Linked DNA regions of Homo sapiens: region 2 is linked to region 1. Evidence: chromatin loops called from intact Hi-C (ENCODE). Cell type or tissue: endothelial cell of umbilical vein. All regions are shown on one strand.

What was found. Peaks named below come from ENCODE experiments on the same cell type or tissue, not always from the same donor. Only the 100,000 strongest peaks of a DNase experiment are listed, where the experiment ranks them.
Region 2: a loop joins it to region 1, with 6 times the contacts of the local background. A loop is called at or near these places in 8 of 110 quality-filtered maps.

Annotation. Positions count from the first base shown.
Region 1 is chr15:35,693,416-35,701,415 of GRCh38, reverse strand. All of the region lies in intron 1 of DPH6-DT (DPH6 divergent transcript), which reads right to left. Among named protein-coding and RNA genes, the nearest start is that of DPH6-DT, 150 kb to the right of the region's middle. In endothelial cell of umbilical vein, a CTCF peak has its summit at 3,806 (motif pointing left); DNase peaks (open chromatin) are centred at 3,555 and 4,385; H3K27ac peaks cover 2,391 bases.
Region 2 is chr15:35,518,283-35,526,282 of GRCh38, reverse strand. All of the region lies in intron 3 of DPH6 (diphthamine biosynthesis 6), which reads left to right. Among named protein-coding and RNA genes, the nearest start is that of DPH6, 24 kb to the left of the region's middle. In endothelial cell of umbilical vein, a CTCF peak has its summit at 6,570; DNase peaks (open chromatin) are centred at 4,102 and 6,512; H3K27ac peaks cover 287 bases.

The DNA of each region.
Region 1 (8,000 bases):
ACATCCTTTGGCTCTGATAATGAGATTATGCATCATTTGTTTTCTGACAACTCTTCCCTTCATTAAACCAGGCTATCATTTCCAACAACAACAAAAACTTATTTATGAAGCTGGAAGAAATTGTAAAGGTCACAGACCTAACTTTACATTTTACAGATGAAGGAACTCTGTCTCAAAGAGGCAAAGGGACTCATTCAATGAGACACAGTTACATAAGAGTATTTGAGGGGATTCACAAGATGCATATAGCACAGCATTTTTACAAATAAGGAAATAGTTGTTTATGAAAGGAAGGAGAAACAAAAGCCTGTGATATTATCCCAAATGCACTAGAGTCCTGTATAGATAACTAGAGATATGTTGGCTACAAGTTTACCTCTGAGATTCCTAGCAGCCAAGGCAAAGAAAGAAAAATGATTTGTTACATATTCACTATCCATTGATAAAAACGAATCAGTTTTTATCTGGATTCTCAGTAAGAAGTTCCTGCATTACCATGTGACTTATCCCTAGGTAAATGTATGTCTATAATAGTGAATATCATTGGGATCATGCTCCTCGAAGAAGTCTTATGGCATAATCTATAGTAAGCTTCCTAGATACCAAAAGGATTCCATTTAGGTGCATTGCTTTGAAGTTTGGATTATTCAGAGAGGAAATCTGCATGAAGAAATGAAAGGTGTAGAGCTCTTTCAACATACATTTATCAAGTATTTACTTTTTGCCAGACTGTATTCTCAATGCTTCATGTGCATGAACAAAATTCATCCTTAAGGCAACACTATGAGATACATACTATGTCTCCCCATTTTACAAATGGGGAAAATAGGTACATGACTTGCCCAGGTGCGTGCAGCTATTGAGGGCTAGCTCCGAAGTCTGAGCTCTAAGCCACTATATGCCACTGGCCAGTACTGTCAGAGGTGTTTGAACCAGAGCACCAGAGCAGCTCCATCTTGAATAGGGGCTGGAGAAAATGAGGCTGAAACCTACGGGGCTGCATTCCTAGATGATTAGGCATTCTAAGTCACAGGATGAGATAGGAGGTCAGCACAAGGTACAGGTCATAAAGACCTTGCTGATAAAACAGGTTGCAGTAAAGACACTGGCTAAAACCTACCATAACCAAGATGGCAATGAGAGTGACCTCTGGTCGTCCTCACTGCTACACTCCCAACAGCACCATGACAGTTTACAAATGCCATGGCAACATCAGGAATTTACCCTATATGGTATAACAAGCGGAGGAACCCTCAGTTCCAGGAATTGCCATCCCCTTCCCAGAAAACTCATGAAAAATGCACCCCTTGTTTAGCATATAATCAAGAAATAACCAAAAAAAAAAAGGCAATCAGCAGCCCATGCTACTGTTCTGCCTATGGAGTAGCCATTCTTTCATTCCTTTACTTTCTTAACAAACTTGCTTTCACTTTATGGACTCACCCCAAATTCTTTCTTGTGCAAGATCCAAGAACCCTCTCTTGGGGTCTAGATCTAGAGCCCTTTCTGATAACAGTACCAGTACTGCTTGACTCCCTAGTAGGGCATCTCTCTCTCTTATGTGTATTATGTTCTTCCAACAGTTCTCTACCTCAAGATCTACTAATCAGCAATTATTGATACTAAAAAATATCTTTTTGGCGAATAGCGTTGTTTCTCCAACTTGTACACCAAACACAGCTGAAAGCTAACATTTTTAAGCCCTGGATCTACAATGAAGAGAAACCAATTCTCCAAACCAATTGTTACCAAAACCAATCAACCCTTAGAAATGCTGAAAAGGGCAGTTTTCTTCTGAACTCTGTAGGAAAATAGAACAAGAAATGCAAGTCAAGTTCCAGGGCTCCCAGTGAAATAATTCACCATAGAAAAGGCTCCTGACACCACAGGGAAAAGCACTTCTGCTAACACTTCAAAATGTCCCTTAACCATGCTCTTCTACTTTGTAATGATTGCATGTTTTCCCTTTGGGCCTACTAAAGTATTTAATTGCAATTACACTCATTTACATAGCAGATGAGGCTAATTGCTGGTATTAGTTACCAAATGTATGCTTGTATTGTGAGGGTGAAAAAAATGCCCTACAGAAAAGAAAACGACTGTGCCTCTAATTAAGGAGTTATGAAGTCAGAATGAGCTGGTTCCAAGATGTAAATATGAAATTGAGGGCTTTCAGAACTCTATAATGGTTTTTTATTACTCCATCTCACTTCCTTGATTACACACAATGTTTAGGGACTAAAGATAAATACAGTGCAATGTTCATAGTGCTGACCTGATTGCTAGGCATGTTCTCTCACATGTAGAGTGAAATAAACGCAGTTGTCTTGCAAACCCATGATAAATGGTGGGTTTTGAGTACCTGGTCTTCATTTACTTGGCTATTCAATTGCTAATTCTGGTTCCACTTATTGCAAAAGCAATGCTGGCATCCTGAAATACACACAATTTGGTATCCAAAGCTTGTTTTGTACATGCAGTGTAGAATAAACAAAGAAATCATAAAATGTACACGTTTTCGGGGGAGGGGGAAGACTAAAAGTTAGAAACCTCTAGGTTGTTTTGGTCTTCCTTGATTAATTTCTGTGTAGGTACCATAATGCCTAAAATATGGAATTCTGTGGTGACTTGCCTTGAGGAAGCTTCCAATTTCATTGGGGAGACAATTTATACACTTGAAGCCATCTCCGTATATATAGTTCCCTATACATTTCATGCATGGAAGAATTTAAGGCAGAATGGTAGCCAACAATAAAAGATGGCAATATTTAGTGTTAACTGTAACCAGTTCAGGGGGTCAGAGAGGCGAGCTGTCAGAAAGGACAAGAGGCCTTTGAGTAGGCATCATAAGAGAATGTTTGCTTAACAAAAATCTGCAGTGAACCAGTAGTCCAACTCTCACAGCACTCCAGCTGCCGAGACTAACAAACTCTGGTGTTTAAGAGTTTTTGTCTCCCATGATGATTTTTCACCTGCAAATTTTATTTTCCAGTTTCCCATTCCTTTTTCTTCTTTGTTCTGGATCCTCGCCACCACATCCTACACCTCCTCATAAATGAAATTATTTCATTAAAAAAAGAAAAAATAAACTTTTCAGGCTTTAAAATAGACTTGCTTAATTTTCTTTATACTGAATGCTTAGTATATGGTGTAGCGTTCAGTTACCTACACAGGTCACTTCATGAAATGAGTCTGGCTCTCAGCCAAGCTTCTGCCTCTCCCTTTTCTCTATGTTAAAAAAAAAAAAAAAGATGGGTGTTGGGGAAGAAAAAATAAGGGGAAGAAAAAGAGAAAGGATGAAGAAAATCCTCCTAGCCACCAAAAAAAAAAAAAAAATGCATTCCGTGGATACCACGGCCTCACCCTCCTTAGTAAGCATTCTTTTGAAACACAGGCCTTTGGTAAACTAATCCCAGGTGGTATGATGACAGGGTCAGCAGAGTGTTATTTTTTAAACTTGTGTGAAAATTTATTTTGAGTTTTATCTCATTCTCTGGGCACTCAGGCAGTGCAATCACTAAGCTCTGGTGCCAAATGTAAACAGGACATCCTTTCAGATATCGAGGTCCAGCTGGCGAGAACACACACCCTCTGCTTTTTGCCCTGTTCGGGAAACCAACCCCAGTCCTTTCACAGAGAGGTGCTGGAGCAGGGGAAACCTGCTCCTGCCTGTGGGATGTAAACAGAATCCTTAAAAACATCTTTTTTATCGCTATTGTTTGATGGGTTCCTTACCATCTCCTAATTCTTCTTACACCACAGCAACACCTGCAGGCTAAAAATTGTCACAAACTCCCCGTGGTTGTGATTTGTCACAAAGTTTTACATTTACTTGGGATAGGTTATATCTTAGACCATGGGATCAGAGACTGTTCGGGCTAGAAGGCATTTGAGAGCTCATCCAGCACAATTTTCTAATTTTGCAAATAATAATAGATGCTGAAGAGTGAAAAAGAGGCATATATAGCCTTTGAGTAGCCCAATCTTCAGATGAATTGCTGCCCCATATACTCTTGGAAGCAGGTGGGCTATAAAGTAAAAAAAAACATGAAGCCTAAGCTGAAAGAGCTATATGTATATGCATATTTTTATCATTTATCTGTATAACACAACACCAGAAAAAGTAAAGCTAGTATACTAGCAAGAGCTCAGTGAGGTACAAGTTTCAAGTAACGTAGAGGTTTATAGTTTAAGGGCATCAGTGAGAAACAACTAGTCAGGAAATGCCTTAGGGAGGAGGTGAAATTCCCATAGTGCGCCCTCTTCCACGCCGGCAAAGGGGAGGAAATAAATACTCGTGCCCAGGAGTTTAAGAGTGGCTGACTCCAATTCTTGTTGATACAAAATTTTATCAATTTTTATCTCTGCTGCCATTTTCATTTTTATTTTTAACTTGTCTTCTCGTTGTTTCCTACTCTGTTGCACCAACTCTGGGAGCCCCATTTCAAACTCTATAGGACTACTCTCAGATGTCTGCTCAACTCACTGACTCATCTCTCTGGAATTGCTCATAGGAGTAGCTCCCCAGCTGGCTGATATATCATTACCTCACTTCTCCACTCACCCTACCCAACTCCACTGCAAAGAGGTGATTAGATCAAGGATGAAAAGCTGATCCACTTTAAGGTCATCCACTTCTCCTAGGAATTTGAAATTCAATGATAAGAGAGTTCCATTAGTTTTTACATTCAGTTGGAAGTATGGGGCTGGGTGCAGTGGCTCACACCTCTAATCCTAGCACTTTGGGAGGCCAAGGCAGGAGGAAACTTATAGCTCAGGGGTTTGAGACGAGACCAGCCTGGGCAACATAGTAAGCCCTCACCTCTACAATCAAAAAATCCGCCAGACACGGTGGATAACTGTAGTCTCAGCTACTCGGGAGGCAGGGGCAGGAGGATCACTTGAACCCAGGAGTTTCAGGTTGCAGTGAGCTATGATTGCACCACTGCACTCCAGCCTGGGTAGTAGAGTGAGACTCTGTCTCAAAAAATAAAATAAAATAAAATAAATGGAAGTATATCAAGTGCCTCAGAGACCTGAATGCCAGCCATATGTACCAGAAGCAGAAAGAGTTAGAGAAAGAGTACTTTCTGGCTTTCCTGACTTTCCTAGGACTATTTCAATCTTTTCTAAGGGCTAGCTACACTCCTGCCCTCAGGTACCCATCAATATCTCTATATTCCTATAATAAATTCTCAATATTTACTTAAGTAGCTTGAGTTGTTTTCTGTTACTGAAAACCAAAGCTTTTCAATTAAAACTCACATCCTGGGCTTGAATATTTTCCCATTAATTCCATCTGGCCATCTGTCTAATTCTAGAACCACCCAAACCCAAGCATTAAGAGCAAGTTCAAACTAGTCCATTATTCTTTTCACCCCACAGATCTGTCAAAGGACTAGCAGGCCAAGTTCAAACCAGATTTAAGAACAGTTAACTAAAATCAGATTACTCTTAGCAGCTTTTCAAACATGCACTAATTGAATATAAAGAAGTAATCATCGGGGTCTCCAATACAGCCTAGCTCCTAGTGTATTGACTTATCAGAGCAATCTCACTTTAAATATAACTTGAAATAATATTGTTATTCCATGCCTTTACACTCTTACATTTGTATATTTAATACGGTAGTTTGCTTAAAAAATCAGTTAAACAATTATTGCTTATACAATAGTATGGTGCTATGATTTAAAATAAAACATTTACAAAAGAAGTTTGGCTTTATAATGAGATTCCTAAGTAAATCTGATTGGAGAATGGACTGGCTATGGTTAGAATTGATTTTGCTAATGTCATGTTCAGGTTTGAAAAGAGGAGCACATCTATTTGAAGACTGAAAATTTCCACTGGTCAGTCAACACACACTGTCCGTAGTCAGGTGAACATGTCAAGAATAACACTTTTAGAGACTTTGGTTCTTGCAAACAGATTATTTTCTGAAGAATCACTAATTTCCTGTTTCTTCAAGAAGGTCACAGAGACTCTGAAGCATCACATTCCCCCTCCCATACCTGGGTACCAGTCCTCCCATCAATCCTCCATCATTATCATAACACTGCCCAGGACCGAATCTAGGCTACATTGTGAAGCCGAGCTCTGTTTCAGTGTCCTCTCCAAAGGTAGGTTCTCAGAATCCCCATGCTACCTCTTCAGACCAGGAATCCTCCCTTTCATCCCCCCCATCTCCACCCTCAGCACTTTTTTCCTGGACAGTGCCCAGTGCTTTTGACTTCACCATTTTCCACCACCATTATTTATCTTTCCAAGTCCTTTTACCTTAGGACCTTGGTGTCTGCTGATAAAATGGTAAGTATTTAGACAGTTCTGATACATTAATTCACTACCTCCTTTGGCTAATTAGGTTTACATTTGAAGACAGCTTCTGGAGACAATGTTTATTAAATTTCAGAAGGCCCAGAGTATGTTTTAACCCTTTTTTGCATATCCTATAAAATGCAATGGGGTACAGATCTTGTAGTAGCTGCCAAATATAAATCTGGATTGAATTCCTGAAGATAATTAAATTAGATTAGTTATTCTAGGTTTTTCTCAATGTCTTTCACCTATCTCTCCTCTTCTTTCCCGCATATCCATATGGACATGCCAGATGAGGCTACATTAGTCAAACTATATGTGGCTCTAGGTAAAAATCATGTAATACATCTAGAATTTATTAGTTTCTTTCTGTATTATGGCCCTGTTGAAATCATCTGGACATACTGTATCTCAATTTCCTCCCCCGTTAAATGGGGTTACTATTGATCTATTATTCATAGAGTTTTTGGTAACATTCTGTTTTGTTAAAATACTTTGAGAGCCTTCTAGGAAAACTGTCAGAGAAAACTTAATATGTACTATTAAGGTTTTTTTAAAAAAATGTACGGAGCACCTATTGTACACAAAGCACTGCATCAGTTATAAAAGACACAAATATAACTAGTATTTTCTAAATTTAAAAAACTACACTCTAATGTGGAATTTTATAATAGATTATTCTACTAATGATAAAACCACAATATGAGCAACAATATTTCTTTAACTGCTATGGAAAAGAGACAAATATGCTTTTTACTTGTCTTTCAGAAATTTTCCCACAAATAAATGAGAAAAAGTTATGAAGAACCTCACGAATTACTTACAAGTTGTGGCCTAAAGAACATAAGCAAGGATCTGAATAATTTCCTATGCTTGATTAGGTGGCTGAGCAGAAACTGACCTTCTATCTACAGAACTGTCCTTTGAATGCCATTTGTCTCTGTGGACTCGAGGAATTTACTGTGGAGTGCCTTGCCAACAGAGTGTTCACCTTGTTAATATTAACCATGAACTTCAGGTCCTGCTGTATGTACTCAAAAGGCAATATAACATAGAACATCAAAGCCCAAGAGACAGCTGAAGAGAAATGAAGATAACAGTTAAGCTAGGGAAAACTGGAAAACTTCGAGTGGCTCTAAACAGAGTTCCCCCTACCCTCGCCACACAACACACTGACCCTGTCACATAGTTTGGTTGCTAGGTTGAATTTAACTTATTCCAAGAACTTCCACCTCTGGAGAACATATTCAACTGGAAATGACAAGTGTTACGGGGAAATGCTAAAATTTTAACATATAGTCCCCTTCGATCAATATTATCTTACAGAAAATCCCAGAAATTTTAAGGTCAAATACGCTAGGGATATTCTGAGCATTCATCAAAGATGCTGTTGTTAACTTGTCTCTTAGAATAAGGTAAAACATTGTTTTTCTTCCTAATTTCTGTTCATATGGAGGGAATGCATTTCTGAAAAGAATGTACTTTAAATGTTCACTCCAAAAACATGCAAAGAAATTTAAGAGTGAATCATATTCTCCCATTCTGCAGTTGGAGGCTGACCTGCCAGCATCTTACTCAACACTCCAAAGAAAAAGACTTTTCTTGTCTAAGAGCGCAGATAAAAGCTCTCACTTCAAAACTTTCCTCTCTTTGTAAGTCATAGTTCTTTGAGTCAGGACATGAAC
Region 2 (8,000 bases), 180 kb after region 1:
ACTATAAGATTGGTTTTGGAGCCATTGAAATGCCCCATGGTCTATTTTAAGACCAGTTCTCTTACGGATTCTTTCCTAGGTAGTAATTTTGCAGGGAGGTGGGAAGGGAGGGAGAACAATGATCATTTGATAAATAACCCATGATCTTCCCTTTGAGCCTTTCATGATTTATCTCTTTAAAACATTTTTATTGGCCTGATAGCCATTTCTTGTGACATCTTTAACCCTTATCCAAGTTCTTCTGATTTTCAGTGGTCATATATCCTGGACGTAATTACAGAAAGCATTATAATAAGGATCAGACTAGTAGATTTCATCTAGGATAATGCACTACTTTAAGATAGGATTTATTAATCTGGAAGGGAGAGGTATTCTTGAACTATGAAATTTTATGCAAATGTTTTGTAGGTGTAAATTTTTCTGGGAGAGGAAAAATGTTTTTTGAGATAGGGTCTTATTCTGTCACCCAGGCTGGGGTGCAGTGGAGCTATCGTGGCTCACTGCACCCTTGAACTCCCAGGCTCAGTTCATCTTCCTGCCTCAGCGTCCTGCATATCTGGGACTACAGGTGCATGCAACCATGGCCGGCTAATTTTTGTATTTTTTTTGTAGAGGTGAGGTTTCATCATGTTGCCCAGGGTGGCCAATTTTTGTCATAGTCTTACTATGTTCTTTTCAAAAGTTTAACAGCTACTATTTTAACCATCACTTTCAGAAAGCCTTGTAGCCTGGGAGTATTCATGAATACTCAATAATTAGTTGTCCCCTGAGCTTGTAACACATGCTATGCTATGTGCTATGAGATCAGATGGGTCTTCTGGGGCTTCCAAAGAGTGAAGAGTCACATGAGGTAGATCCTGAGAGCAGACGAGTATGCTGTGCATTTCTCAAGGAAGACATTAAGATCTAAAAGAGAAGGGAGTATAAAGCATCTTAAATTTCAGGTAAGAAGTGATGGGGGCCAGGGATGGGACAATAGGCTTGGGGACATGGCTTGTTCTAAATAGCCTTTGGATTTTATGTTGAAGGAGAGAAGAATAGGGATGTAATCAAGGCATTGCTCTTGATTTCCTCAAGTGTAGCTTTTGTTTTTAAAAATTTCTATTGCATTATTTACTTTTGTGGGTACTTATTATGACTTGTTTTATGTAATTATTTGCATTTGTAATATATTCTCCCTGTTAGTTTATAACCTCATGAGGGTAGGAACTGAATGTTTTTCAAATTTGAATACTCTTCAGTGCTCATCATGGTGCCCTGTCCATAAGAAGTATTCAAATTTTTTTGTTGTGTATTTCCTCCAGAGATGATGTGAAGGATTTTTATATCAAATAGTCAACTTTATGGTAATCCAAGGGAGAAATTTCTCTCAGGACTTAGTATTTGTAATAGTTTAGCCTTAACATAACTATTTGATAGTTTTTATTGCATGAACGCTGTAAATCATGCAACTTAAAGTTTCCTCTTTATATTGATTGCTGGAAAACCCAGAGCCATGTGATTTTCTTTCAGTTTTCTGTGACTTATTGTAATTATAATTGCAATTTATGTAGCACTATCTTCTAGATAACTGCTATAAGCTCTATACACATATATTCTAATTTTATCCTTACATCAACCCTTTGCAGATAAGTAAACTGAGATACAGAGAGGTTAAGTAACTCATCCAAGGTTACACAGCTAAAAAGTGGTAGAACATGTACTTTTAATCACTATGTTCTGCTGCCTCCCAGAATTGCATTTGTGTTAATTCATGCAGATATTACTATATTACAGTACATATATAGTGCATACATAAACCAATAAGGTATGTGTAAATTGACAATGAGGCGGAGGGGAAGGCATATGGTTTGATAAGGGGTTAGGGTTATTAAGTCAGGGATCAAAGTGATCTGTCTGTGTCTGATCTTGTTTCAGAGCTCTCAGAATAATTTTAAATAATTACTACTCAAAGTGTGGTCTAGGGATTAGCCTGGTGCTAGTCCATGAAGTGTTTTGTTCAAGACAAGATATATAGAGAAATTCAAAATAAGCATTTAGAAACTTTTATAGTAATATGAAAGAGTAATTTTGTTTCTTTTGAATCTAATAATAAAAATTTGACCTTGTATTTTGTATCTTTTAAAAATGTTAATCTTTTAATTCATTTTGTTGTATTTTACAAGTTTCTATCTTTGAAGGGTTGGAAATGTAAAAAAAAAAAGTGGTTTATAACACAGTTTGAGAAGCACTGTTTTAGGTAATAGCTTTGCAAGTTTTTAAACTGGTTTGTTTGAAAAAGAAAAAAAAAACCACGATCTGTGGTTTGAAATTGCATTTTAATCTAAGCCTGTTTCTGAAGATGTATTAGGAATTAGTAATTTGGGTATTGGCAACTTTCATGGTTCTGTGAGAAGAGGCCCTAAATTGAATTGATTTGGATGGGTGGAGGGGGACATTTTTCATTTTTGTCTTACACTTAGTGCTTTTCTCAAAAGTGACACATTTTAATTAAATTCTTGATTCAAGATAATAGCATGAGGAACTTGTCTGTCATCCATAGTTACAGTCTCCTTTCTTGACTTATCATAGTAGCTAATAAAGCAATTCCAATTTTAGTATGCTTATAATTGTTCCTTGGAATAACAGAACAGTAAAAAGAACAACAGAACATTGCTGATGATGCCAGCTTAGTATCATAAGTTTTTCCATTTATGGAAAGCAAAGGTAGCTTCAGAGATATATTTGCAATCCCAGTTCAGTTTTTAATTTTTCTTTTTCTTTTTGGATAAGTTGGGAAGTCTTGTTCTATAATATAATGTTATAAAATAGGTTCATGTAAAGCTACCAACCTTAATAGGATCTTTTAATGTTCATACAGTTAACATCTCTTCTTTAAAATAATCTCTTATTGGTGGGATTAGTATTCAATGGGGAATTCCTCACTAATTTTTGGATATTATTATAAAAAGCATGTCTCCAAATAGAGATAATGGGCTAAGGATATGAACAGGCATTTCACAGAGAAGTACATTCAAATGACCAAAAAAAAAAAAAAAAAAAGAATGTGTAACTTCACTAACTCAAAAATGCAGCTACACTTTGACAGAAATAAGAAATAATAATGGTTTTGAAGAAACAGATACCCTTATGTACTGCTAGCAGCCCTGTAAATTGGTTCAATATTTCTGGACGGTAATTTGGCAAAACTCATCAAACACAAAAAAATACACTCCTGTAATAAGCAATTCCACTTTGGGGAATTTATAACTAAGGAAATAATTTAAAATATACTTGAAAATTTAGAAATCATTGGCAATGTAAATTATGACATATCTATACAGTGGGATGCTGTATAGCATTAAAAATGAACTTGCAGAAATACATCTGTATATATTTTTAAGAGAAGGAAACAGATTAGGGAATGCTCTGTATGGTATAATAACATTTTTCTACAATGCATTTGTGTAAGTACATGCATAGAAAAATTATCTGTAGGATATATTTTAAGTCTGTGGGCAGAATTAAGAGTATAATTTTTGCACATTTAATTTTTCGGTGTTTTTCTCTAATGAGGATATATTGCTTTTGAAGCTTCCTTGTTGAAGATTTGGCATCTACTTAAAAATGCACTGAATGGTATTGGGGGAAAGGAAATCTTTCCTATTGATTATCAAATCAACAGGATGTCAGCCATTCCCCAGGTCCTTTTTGAAGGTTCATGAGGAGCCTGTTTTTCTTTCAGGGTTGGTTCTTGAAAGCTTGTATGTGAGAGATTTTATTATTTTATTTTATTTTACTTAATTTTTTTGCTGTGACAAATGTCTGTTGTTTTCTAAACAAGAAAGCCAGTGTCCCAGTTAGGTGCATTGAGTTATTTTCATTCACTTGCAGTCCTGTTGTATTAATACTGAATAAGCAGAGACAGCCTGACTGGTGGTGAAAGATGGTAATCCAGCCTCAGGGCTTTTTCTGGTCAATCCTAAACCTCTGATTGCCACGTTTTCCTAATTTCCCATTTCCAGGGCATCACTAGAATGACCTTGCTTGCTGAATATGATGCTCTGAATCTCCAAGATTTTCACATGCATTTGAAAGTGGGCAGCCAGGCGATTGTTTACAGGACTCCAAATGAACTGTGCACTCACAGCAAGTTTGATAAACACACATTTCCTCCTTTTATCAGTGAGATTGCAAAATGTGAAGTATGAGTTTCCAGTTTTACTGATTCCCCTCAACCCTTTTCCTGTTTAAAAACTTAGACATACTAATTGGATGCTGATCTGTCCCTGTTTTTCATTCTGCTTGCTGGTAGTTGACGGCTTAGTTTAGTACTTACCTAGGCAAGATTTGGCAAACCTTCAAAAATGAACTTTCCATGTATTCAACTTAAAGGAGATTCATCCCAAGGAATGTAATGTGAACACTAATTAACATTAATGACTGCTAATCACTTTGCTTTTTATACTCCTTTAGGAGCACTGCTATTATCCAATGTAGTTAAGTAAAATGCTTGTATATGAATCAACAATGTTGCATCCTTTTAGCAGCTATTGCTCACAATCAAGCTTTGCATAAATTAAAGTTGACTAAAATTGATTTTAATATGCTGCTCTTCTTCAATAGTAAACTAAAATATCTAGTTAAATATCCTGCATATTAAAAATACATTGCCTGATTTTTTTTGTAGTCATCCTGTGGTAGATGAAAAGCAATATTGCAAATACATTTTCTCACAGTTCATGACACTTTCTCTTAGATTTCTTCAAAATTGAACACAACTCTTCATAGTCCTATCAGCACTTTGATTCTGTTGTAAGCATTAATTTTGTTAGATCAATGAAAAGCAATCAGCCTATGTTTAATTTTTCTGAATTTGTTCATTTACTTCCTAGAGGATCTTACAGATTCTTTAGATGATATAGTCTATTTATATAAAGTTGGTTCATAGGATTGTACATTCAACATTCATTAAAAAAGGTTGTTTATTATGTTTAGTGAATTACAGGACCATTATAAAAGCTTTCTGTTTATTTACATGCATTCAATGTACCTGTGACTAGAACTGCCTTGCCTTAGGAGGAAACTAAGCAAAACCCATAAATTAATAATTTAAGGGAGCAATACTCAAGTAGCATTTCAGTTAAAAAGTAAAGCCTCAGAGTCAGTACTAGCCACTTTAGCATTGCTTTACTTTTTGACTTTTATTGGCTGAAAATAACTTGTTAAACTGGAGCTTTTGTAATAAAATGAAATCTACATACCATCTAAAGCCCCTTCCCCTCCTTTTGATTTATGAGTAGGTTGACATATTACTGGAGAATTTGTAACACTTTCACAGTTCTGCACTTTGATTTCAGAGAAGGTGCTAATCTCTCTGGAATTTTGAGAGTGACAAAATGAGTTGTATACTGTTTTTCCAGGGAATTTGGGTTCCTTTATTAGAGGCCTTAGTTTTATTATGGTACCTGTATTAATGTGGATTTATCCAATATGTGATATGGTGGTATGATTAGATATACATTAATGGAGGATTTTTTTTTCATTGTACATATTCTACTTGGTTTGATCATATTATAATTCTCACAGCTAATGTCCATGTTTCTACAGAGGTTCAGCAATTCAGGATATTATTTTCAAATTACCAAAATGAGATAATTTAACTCCCTTTTACTTTTGCATTATTTTTAGTGGAAAAAAATTAAATGGTAGTATTATAAGAAGCTTTATGCTGTGTATGCTAGTCTTATTGTATATATGTACTGAAAGTACCTTTGACACTGTACTTAATTGGATTTAATTTCAAAGAATTGTAACAGGAATTATGTGAGAGAATAGAAAATATATGGAACTTAATTAAGTGCTGTCCATATGTAAAGGTAAGATTCATGACTATTGTTTGATGTAACTTATTTATTTTACATCCTGATACTGTTGTATAATAGCACAAAATGCATGTCTATGAGGAAAAACTTGCTTTTTCTATTTTACTTTGAGTTTTTATGTGTAATAAAATTATGCTTAAAATAGGCGAGGATTTCAGTTTTGATTCTTCTTCTTTTGTTTTTTTTTTGTTTTTTTTTGTAGCATGTTTACTTTCACGTGAGAGTGATTGATCTGTAGCTGTCATTTTATCCAAGAAGGGACAAATGGAATTGGTCTTTTAGACAAAAGTATGCAAACAGACTGCATTCTTTCTGTTGATAGAATTATGGAAGAATTGCATGAGGTGCCACATTCAGTTGCCTATTGATTGTAAAGAGGATTCTGCAGTGGGGTGCTGTTTCCAATGGATAAGGAGGTGCTATGATTACTTACCTTTCTCATGAAAGCACTACAAAGGGAAATGCAAAATGTGTGCAGTGCAGTCTTCTCTATTTGACAGTTGTTTTTGTTAAGTTTTTTCCCCCATTGAAGTCCAGCCTGTTTTAGAAAAACATACATTTTAGTTCTTTCCCCTTTATATCAGGCTTAGTAGATTTCCATGCATTTGACCCTTTAGAGAAATTACATGTTATAGACAGTTTTCTTTTTCTCAGCCTCTATTGTAAAGCTTCAAAGCTGATGCAACAGTGCCCTCTATAGTCTTTTAGTGAACATTAGACAGATGTAGATGATTTCAAATGTTCAGGTAAGAAACAGGACATTTAAATTTAATTTTTGTTCAAACAAGAGACCCCTTTTTCCTAAGTAGACATTCTTGTTTTTCACTAGTGGCTTTACTTTAAACAAAGAGAACAAAAGACCATTCTGAGTTTTCATTTAGAATTATTGGCTGCTTCTTCTTTTTATCCCTTGGTAAATCTCAAGTTTTATCAGACGTTCATCAGAGTAATTTGAGAAAGATGGAATCTTACAGGCTGTACTGTCTGTTCATGAAATATCTTTTTGAAGTTGAACTCTGATAGGAGTATTTTTTAAAAATAATTTAGTTCCTTTGTACTTGTTTTTTCTATTTAATTAGAATCTGAGTGGGCTGCCTAAAATTTGACTTCTATTTATTCCTGAATTGTGAAACCCAGTCGTTATACATGACATTATTTAAATTCAAACCAAGGGAGTTACACAATGACTAAAGTGTTTGTCATTCATTAGCATTGATTTAAATTTTAGATTTCCTTTTTCTCTTTTTGGTTACCTTTTTGATTGTATATATTGATAGCTAAGTTTTTCATTGTAAAATGCAACTAGATGTGAAGTTATGGATAATAAAAGCAGGAATCATATTTAGATATGATTAGAAGAGAAAAATGTTATGGATTAAGTTTATTTTGCTTCTGAAAGTGTTTTAATAAAAAGATCACGGGCCCAAGTCCTGGTTTCTTCATGTATTCACTATGTAATATTGAACACGTCTTAACCCCTGCAGCTGCTTTCTCTTCTATAAAATGGGAGTAAAAACACCTTATCCTTTGATGTTTTTGTGAGGTATTAGAGATAATATATTTAAGTTGGCCAGGTCATTAGAGATGCTCAAATGGTAACTTTATTTCCAAAACCACAGTGGGAAAGTAAATGGCTTTTATCTGAGGAAGTTTTTAATATAGAATCTAGAACACATTTAATGCACTTTGGATTTTAAAAGTCCTATCTGGCAATTTCTGGATTTATGTGAATCTGAAAGTTGGGATAGCATTTCTTGGTAATGTGAACTAACATAATGAGATGTGCATTCAGTCTCAACTCCCTACACACCTCATTCCCAAACTTTTAAAATAAGCTGTCTTTGGAATCTTTATTTTAGTAGAAATTTACCCACAAACCAGTATTTAGCAATGTGTGAAAACTGATGATAAAACTCAAAAAAACAAAACAAAACAGGAGTTTAAAATTTTTCCCCTTTAGTGTATCTGAAAATACTTAGGATACTTTTTCAATTATCTGGGTTCTTAGTAATAATAGTCTAGAGCCCTTATTTGTGTTTTCTAGCTATACAGCTTTTGTTTTCTCCACCAGCTACGAAGAAGACTGGTGTGTAAAATAGATGAAAATGGAGCTTTTTTGGTTGAAATGGAGATGGG